Linked DNA regions of Homo sapiens: region 1 is linked to region 2. Evidence: chromatin contacts called from ENCODE Hi-C data. All regions are on one chromosome and are shown on one strand. The core of a region is the stretch at or near the end of the contact, and the rest is flanking DNA. Distances in the headings are between cores, read along the strand shown.

Region 1 (4,256 bases), core at 630-3,129, 500 kb before region 2:
AAATAAAAAAGTAAAAATAAAAAGAATCCAAGCCTTCATACTCAGAAGTGAATCTATTTTTTTTTAATTCTTCAGAAAAGGTGATTCTATAATTGCCCTTAAAAATTAATTCCAGGACTATCTGGTAAATCTTTCCGTTAGCTAAACTAGATCCTTGCCATTTTTTTTTCTTGACATTAGTCTTCAGGTTGGTTGGTTGGTTTGTTGTTTTGTTTTTATTATGATAAAATAAACATAACATGAAATTTACCATTTTAACCTTTTTTTTTTTTTTTTTTTTTTTTTGAGATGGAGTCTCACTCTGTCGTCCAGGCTGGAATGCAGTGGTGCGATCTTGGCTCACTGCAAGCTCCTCCTCCTGGGTTCACGCCATTCTCCTGCCTCAGCCTCCTGAGGAGCTGGGAGCACAGGCGCCCACCACCACGCCCGGCTAATTTTTTTTGTATTTTTTGTAAAGACGGGGTTTCACCGTGTTAGCCAGGATGGTCTCGATCTCCTGACCTTGTGATCCACCTGCCTCGGCCTTCCAAAGTGCTGGGATTACAGGCATGAGCCGCCACATCCGGCCCATTTTAACCACTTTTAAGTATATGATTCATTGGCATGAAGTACATTCACACTGCTGTGCAGTCATCACCACCACCATCTCCAGAACATGTTTCTTCTTCCCAAACTGAAACTCTGTACCCAATAAACACTAACTCCCTGTTTCCCCCTTTCCCCAGCCCCTGGCAACCACCCAATTTGGCTGGGGGTTTTTTCAATACTTCCCTAGAAATCTGGTTTTTCATGTAATTCTCGTTCTTATCCCTCCTTACATTCTTACATTCTTTTGTAGCTATGGAACCAAGAACACTGTGTATGGTGAATATTTAACATAATAACATTACCTGTCTTCTGTGATCTTCCCAATGCACAGATTCCAGTATCTGGCTTAACTTTTTGATTATTCATTTTGACTCATTTTTCCCTAACACACTTTTGCCAATTTTTAAAAATCCTATCATTATTACTGCTTTCCTCTGTAATATTTTCTAATTAGCAAGGTAAAACTTAATATTAGCAGCTTCAATTACTTGAGTGAGAGGATGACTGAAAATCAAATTTTCCTATTACTCCAAATCTGGTCAATTTGTAAATTTAATATACAGATTTGCCAACAATGAAATAATAAACAATAAGCTTTATTTCCAAAAAGAACAAATGCTTTCATTTTTATTAGGCAAAAATACTAAGTCTTTTTTTGAGACGGAGTCTCACTCGGTCACCCAAGCTTGAGTGTGGTGGCGCCATCTTGGCTCACTGCAACCTCTGCCTCACAGGTTCAAGCGATTCTCCTGCCTCTGCCTCCCGTGTAGCTGGGATTACAGGCACACGTCACCATGCCCAGCTAATTTTTGTATTTTTAGTAGAGACGGGGTTTCACCATGTTGGTCAGGCTGTTTTTGAACTGACTTCAGGTGATCTGCTCACCTCAGCCTTCCAAAGTGCTCAGATTACAGGCATGAGCTACGGCACCTGGCCGTAAGTCAGTCTTTAACACTGACAGAAACAACTGCAACTGGCTCCAAAATACTCTACAGAAAGCTGCAAGCCCAGAATTAATTTAATCAACACAAATACATTTGCTTCTTTTTGAACTTCTAAAATCTTTCACTAGAGGGCTCATGACTTGTTTAAAACTTATTTCAATACCCAGTGTAAGAAACCTTTCCATTCTAAAAATTAAAGCAGTGAATCTGAAGAGAGGTCTGGCTTGAAATGTGTGTTTGCTTTTTATGTTTATTAGGGTGCCTGACCAGGTTCTCTAATCAAGGTCTCAGGCTCCTGAACTGAGCTCCACGGGGCCGAATCTAGTTGTGCTTGTGGTGGGAGCCATCTGGTGGCCAAAGGCTGAAGACTACTCACAGAGGGCTTCCCTGCCAGCATCCCAAGCAAGGCTCCAGGCCTGTAGAAAAAATTTTGCTATTTCTTCAAGTGCCTCCAGCTAGAAGAACCCTGCTGGATCTGTTCCAACCTAGAGCTGTCACAGATGTTTGGTTCCTGGTCAAAGATAGTCCTTGGTCAGTGAATTTGGAAATGAATCCTACAGTCCACTGGGTATTCTAAACATCTCAAGAAAAGTTTTCAGAGAAGTCAGTTTGAGGAGTTTCTGACTTTAGCAGAAGTCAGAAGGAGGCCTTTACAAATCCCACATCCTCTGGGCAGAAGGAAGACCAAAAAAGTCTCAGAATATTGAAAGTCCTTAAAAGTGCCCCAATCAGAAGTCACAGACATCAAAGCAGTTGCGCAACCCTCCTCTTCTTGTGGAAGAGACAGCGCTCCAAGTAACAATCTGCCCCGATCTCTAGAATTACGGTAGCCATGGGTACCACAAGACACCTCCATTTCTAGTTGCCTACAGTGATCCCCATGCTGTAGGTGCTGGCTGGGACATGTGAACTTGTGCCGGCGTCGGAGACCCATAAAAGGCACCCAATCACTGCACTTCCACTTGAACTGAATGAAAATTCATTGTTGTTCCAGCACCACCTCTAATTGCTTAGTACATTCCGTGATGTCAACTAATAAATCTTAAATGAAAATAGATTCCACAGAGTGCAATTTAACAAAATGGGTGGCAAGGAAAGAAAGAATTCTGAGATACTATCAACATTTGTATTGCTAACCTGGGCAGCAGGAGTCTGTGTACAGGTATTCTAAAAATGACAAGAAAGTCTCTTTGGAAACACCATAAACGGGAATCAGGACACTCTTTGCTTCCATGTAATTACCATTAAACATGGCTGCCATCACTTCACAACGGGCCACCAGGATGGCCCTGTGGGCTGGCACTGTCGTACCTGAAAGGTTCAAAAGGGAAACAAGAAACAAGTGAGATAAACCTGCAGGGTTATTCCAGCAATTTTCCTTCTAATTAGACTACCACATTAGGGACAGCTAGGCTGATATGCAGAATCTGAATTTGGGAGTGATAACTACCATTAATCCAGAAACTTCTTAATTTTAAAGGGAGCAATAAAGAAAGTTCAGATGTTGACCTTGAAACCAACAATTTGCAAGTCAAGACAACAATTTGTTACTTAGTTTGTATTTCCAGAAATAGAAACACTGAAATGAAGTATTTTGCTTCATATTTTTATAATGAAACATCAATCCTTTCCAATTGGCTTGAAATATTAATAATACTACCCGTGCCCATGTGCCTCCCAAGAAAACAACCCCATTACCCTTCTGGGCCTGACTCACAGAACCATCTTGGCCATGCTTCCCCTTATCTGAAACAGGAAACTGTAAGAAGTAAACCATAAGCTGTCCGTACACCACAGTAGGAATAGCAAGAGGATCTCTTGTGGAGCCAAGGAGAGCATTTCAGACTTAATGAAAATCTGGAAGAGGATGACCTTAATCCCTGCAGTCTCCCCAGCACACTACTTCCTCAGGCAACCATTCTGTCTCACCTGAACAATGCCTGCTGCTGGGAGAGCCAGTGCTACGTTGAATTTTGAGGGCTCTCTCAGCCCATACTGCTCACTGAACTCACCGAACTGAATTAACTCTCTAGGAAAAGCTTGCTAGGCTCTCTAGCTACTGCTGCACCACACAAAGGCAGCGCTGGATAGGGCCGTGAGTGGCCAGGGCTCTCTACTTCCACCACCTTAGAAAACCACGAATACACACTGCCAGCCTTCAGTTCAGCCTGGATCACTTCAACAGATTATTACCGAGAATCAGCATGTGCCAATCATTGCATTTGGAATTGAAGACACAAAGAGGAGGAAGACAAAGCTACCTCTGCTTTGGAGCAGTTTTTACTTTCGTAGAAGACACCACAGCCAGTGTGAGTGACAAAGCTGTCGCATTCCAGGAAGTAACTCTCCAACCAAACCAAGCCACTCAGCCCTGCCCAAGAGTTTACCCACACATCTCTAAAATCTCATACTCATCAGGGATATATAGTCTTCTCTAAAGCATTTACAATTATTGGGTTCTTCATCCCTTTTAAATCCAAGCACAACATCTCCTGTCTCAGGAAAGAAGAAAAGAGTTACATCTAAGCCCAGTGGCTTTTTCCAAAGCCAATAATCACTCAGGATCTATAGGCAACACCTGGCACTGCCAGCTCTGAGCCTACTGCTCGGCACTGCCATTTGCACAGCCACACCTACCTGAGGAGCAGGGAAGTAACTTGGGAAGCCCTCCCACCCAGTCAACACTCACCTCCTGGCAGGCACACTCCCCTCCTCGCCTCACTG
Region 2 (4,411 bases), core at 1,371-3,870:
TAACACAGAAATAAAATACAGAGAAAGGAAACTGGAGTGAAGAGGAAGGAAAAGCCAGTGAAAAATGCCAACCCTTCTGCTTTCACCCGGTGGGGAGGTACCTCCATAAAGGCAAATGTGGTTGGCTTTTCTTATTCTGTGTGGAGAGTGCTTCACAGCCTCTGTGTTTACCTTTGCAGTTGTGAGCTTGCCCTAATGTGGACTCTGCCTCACCAGTCCTGACTTTTCCCTCATTTGCTTCTCAGAGGCTTCCTCAGGAATTAGGTGGGGTTGGCCAGAACAGAGCTACAAAGAAAGGGTAGGCCATCGTAGCTCTAAGACTGTTTCATTCTCTAATTATTAAGGTTCCAAAGGAAAACTTTCAGCAGCACACAATTTTTTCAAAAAAACATGCTTTATTATTGTTTGCTTTTATTTATACTTTAAATTTTAAAATAATTATGGACTCACAGGAAGTTGCAAACATACTACATAGAGCTCCTGTGTGACCTTCACCCAATTTCCCCCAATGATATTATCATACATAACTATAGTTCAATATTAAGACCCAGGAAATTGCCATTGGTACAACTTATCTTATTCAGATGTCACGTTTTTATGTGCATTCATATATGTATGTAGTTCTATGCAGTCCTATCCTGTGTATAACACACATTCATGTAACCACCACCACAATCTAAATTTGTCTCATCATAACAAATAAACTTCTTTATTCTGATCCTTTACATTTGCCCCACCGCTAACCCCTGGCAACCACTATCCATCTCTATAATCTTGTCATTTCAATAATATTATTTAAATGCAGCCCAGTGTTTCTCCATTCACGTTGCTCTTTTTCCAAAGCATAGTATTCATATACTTGGGAAATACTGGGTCTACCAAATAACAATAATATCAACTATATACAGGCACTGAGCTAAGTCCTTTTTCCACTTAATCTTCAAAATAGCCCTGTGAGGCTATTTATTAATACCTGGCATTAGTATTAGTAAATCACATCACATTACCCTCACGATTAAAAAAGACCTCTAATGTCTCCCAATTTCATTTAGAGGAAACATGGACTCTCACTCTGGCTATAGGACCCACTCCCTTAGCTGACCTTTTGTTTCACTACATCTCTTACCAACCCCACCCACCTTGCTCTACTCTATTTGGAGTGGTATCGTTCTGTCCTTGAATATGCCCAGTCAAGCTGCTTCCTGCCTCAGGACCTCTGTATCTGCTGTTCCTTCTACCTGAAATTCTACAGTCAGATCCGTCAATAGCTGGTTCTCTGTCCTCATTAAGTCTTAACTCAAAATTTTATCTTCTCAGAGAGACTCTCCCTGTACACATAATGTAAAAAACCAAAAACCTCTCCATATGGGGCTGCCAGATTTAGCAAACAAAAACATGACACCCAGTTAAATTTAAATTTCAGATAAATAATAGTATTTTAGTATAAGTATGTCCCATGCAATATTTGGGACATACATATACTAATATTATTCATTGTTTCTCTGAAAGTCAGTTTAATTGGGTGTCCTGCATTTTGTCTGGAAGCTCTTCCTCTGTAGCCACTCTGTTATGTGGTACCCTGCTTAACTGTTTCCATGGGACTTTTGCATATTAGAAATTCTGTTTATTGTCTCGCATCACCTCCCAACCCTCACCCTCACAATAAGCTCCATGTGGGTGGGACCCTGATGCCCTGTTCACAGCTGCATCCCCAGAGCCTATCACAGTGCCTGGTATATAGTAGGTGCTTAATAAATATTTGTTATAAAGGTAACAAAAACAAAACAAAACAAAAAACTTAGGTTGGTAACACCTCCAAAGCATACTGCTAGCTAGACAAGACTGATCAGTGTGCTACCGCAGCTTAGGGAACTCTCCCGTTTTCCCCATTTAGGAGGACGAAAGAGGCATTGTGTTGCTGGCCTTTCAGAAGTCTCTCCTAGCAGAATCAGAAGACCCTGGCTGAGCAGCTTTGGGAGAAGCAAAGTCTGAATGAGCTAAAAAGCCTTTTCCGTTTGCCTTGCAACAAGCAAATGAAGTAACCAAAGAAAAAATGCGCTTGAATGAAAAGAACAAGATTCTGTGCGTGCCGAATCGGATCAAAGGCAGTGCGCATCACCCATCTTCGTCCACCGTAAACTCCCTGCAACTTAAGGGCTGGCTTTATCGTCAGACTCCGGAAATGCTAGAACCTGATCATAAGAGACCAGTGCAGAGGCAAATAAAGAAAAGGGAGGGGTGGATGGGGATGAAGTCAAGACAGAAGAAATTAAACTCTCGTCTTGGACCCAGGGAGCGCAACGGGGCGGGGGCAGACGTCTTCAGCTTTAGAACTCCGTCGGGTTCATCGCTCAGTGTGGACGATCGGCGCCCCCACGAGACCCATCGAGGGCACATAGTTTCCACTCCAGCTCGCTTCATCCGACCCAGACGATCGCCAGCGCGGCCAGCGGCCAGCGCACAGCGAGCTGCCTGGGCAACTGTGGCCGGATCCTAGGGAGCAAGCTGGCTTCGGGCCCTACCTAGCTCCACCCGGCTCCTACCGGCCCTCCCACCTAGGAGCTGGAGGATGGTCCCGGGGCGCCCCAGGGGGACTGCTGGTCCCCGGAGTCTCCAGCCAGACGCGCCTTGTTGTGTGAGCCGCGTGCGCGCCCAATTTGGAGGCAGCCGCCCCCGCCGCTGACAGGTGCTGCCCAGAGGGCGCCGGGTGCGGTCCCTGGCGCAGCTGGACGCGCACGCCCCGGTGCGTGCAGCTTCCCGAGCTCGGTCAGAGAGAAGAGGGAGCCAGGGCGCGGCCTGGGGGACGCCAGTGGACTGGAGCCGCGGAGCTTCGAGGGAAAAACTTTGCAGGCGCCGCGGCCGGGATTCGGTTACGGCTCCAGCCCACCCCAGCAGGTGCGGGAGGAAGAGGCAGCGCCGGAGTCCCGAGGCCAGAGAGCCTCGGCGGCGGCGGCCGCTTCTTTCCCCCGAGCTGGCCTGAAGTCGCTGGGCACTCCCGGTTTCTGCTGCTGCGCCCGCCGCCGCCGCCGCCGCCACCGCCAGCGCCGCGGGGACCCGGGAGGAGGTGCAGCCGAAGAGGGAGGAGAAGCAGGAGGAGGAGGAGGAGGAGGAGGGGAGAGGAGGAGCAGGGGGTGGAGGATGGAGCCCCGGGCTGCCGCGGCGGGCGAGCCAGAGCCGCCGGCGGCGTCCTCCTCCTTCCAGGCCCGGCTCTGGAAGAACCTGCAGCTGGGGGTGGGCAGGAGCAAGGGCGGCGGGGGCGGGCGCGCTGGGGGTCCAGAGCGCCGCACTGCGGACACCCCGTCGCCCTCCCCGCCACCCCCGGTGGGCACAGGGAATGCACCGGCCAGGGGGAGTGGTGCAGGCAGCAGGTGGAGCGGCTTCAAGAAGCGGAAGCAAGTGCTGGACCGAGTCTTCTCCTCCTCGCAGCCCAACCTGTGCTGCTCGTCGCCGGAGCCCCTGGAGCCCGGCGGCGCCGGCAGAGCCGAGCAGGGGTCCACGCTACGCCGCCGGATCCGCGAGCATTTGCTCCCCGCCGTAAAGGGGCCCGCGGCGGCCTCGGGAGCAGCGGGAGGGACGCCTCCTGGCGGACGCTCCCCCGACTCAGCTCCTTCCTCTTCCTCCGCCTCATCCTCCCTGTCCTCCTCGCCCCAGCCTCCCCCGAGGGGGGACCGCGCCCGAGATGAGGGTGCACGGCGTCAGGGCCCCGGGGCGCACTTGTGCCACCAGAAGAGCTCCTCTCTGCCGGGCACCGCCTGCCTGGAGCAGCTGCTGGAGCCGCCGCCTCCTCCCGCAGAGCCGGCGCGGAGTCCCGCGGAGTCTCGGGCCCCGGAGACGGGCGAGGAGCACGGCAGCAGCCAGGTGAGTGCCGGTGGCGCGGCCGGAGACAAGGTGCGCGGGACCACGCCTCCCTCTTCAGGCGTTCACCACCCGGGGAGCGGGGGGCGGGGGCCGGGAGGCGGGAGGAGAAATGCTATTAATTCTAAGTAGATGAAACAGTCGAAAGAAAACATCTCGCTCTGGTTTAGCAAAGATGAAAGAGTTCTGACTTGCACCCGGACTTTACTTTTGGTAGAAATGATACCTGTCACCAGAAGCTTTCTGAGTAGTCAATGAAAAGTTAGACCTAAAGTGGGTACTTTTTAGAGTTCTCCTGAAAGGAGATGTCCAGCCAAATCTCATCTTGGCAAAAGAAAAAACTAACCCAATAACTTAAAAACAATTACGATCACGTGTGGTGGTGTGGAGAGGTACCATTGGAAGCAAATGGCTGGCGGGAAGAAATAGAAACGTGGAGAGGTAAATTATGGCACATGTGAGGTCCTGTGCCAGGGAAAGCATCATCTCAGGCCTGCATCCGGCACCCCTTTCTTAAACCTTCCTGCTGCAATTGGATCACCGCCCTTCAAGTGGA

What was found. A loop is a pair of places that touch in the nucleus more often than their neighbours do. Pooled maps may share reads with other maps.
Region 1: a loop to region 2 is called in a map of K562, with 4 times the contacts of the local background. The contact joins the enhancer-like site here to the promoter of MCTP1 in region 2. A Hi-C loop is called at or near these places in 1 of 168 maps with a recorded cell type or tissue (K562), 1 of 37 single-sample maps with no recorded cell type and 5 of 50 pooled maps.

Annotation. Positions count from the first base shown.
Region 1 is chr5:95,778,839-95,783,094 of GRCh38, reverse strand. RHOBTB3 (Rho related BTB domain containing 3) reads right to left here. Exons shown (of 12, transcript NM_014899.4): 9 at 2,670-2,843. Among named protein-coding and RNA genes, the nearest start is that of GLRX, 42 kb to the left of the region's middle. RefSeq lists an enhancer at 1,801-1,850. Within about 2 kb of position 1,879, at least 23 of the 41 ENCODE cell types and tissues checked have a DNase peak (open chromatin) inside an H3K27ac peak, as active enhancers do.
Region 2 is chr5:95,283,303-95,287,713 of GRCh38, reverse strand. MCTP1 (multiple C2 and transmembrane domain containing 1) reads left to right here and starts at 2,620. Exons shown (of 23, transcript NM_024717.7): 1 at 2,620-3,858. The coding sequence starts at 3,139. RefSeq lists silencers at 3,272-3,331, 3,412-3,531.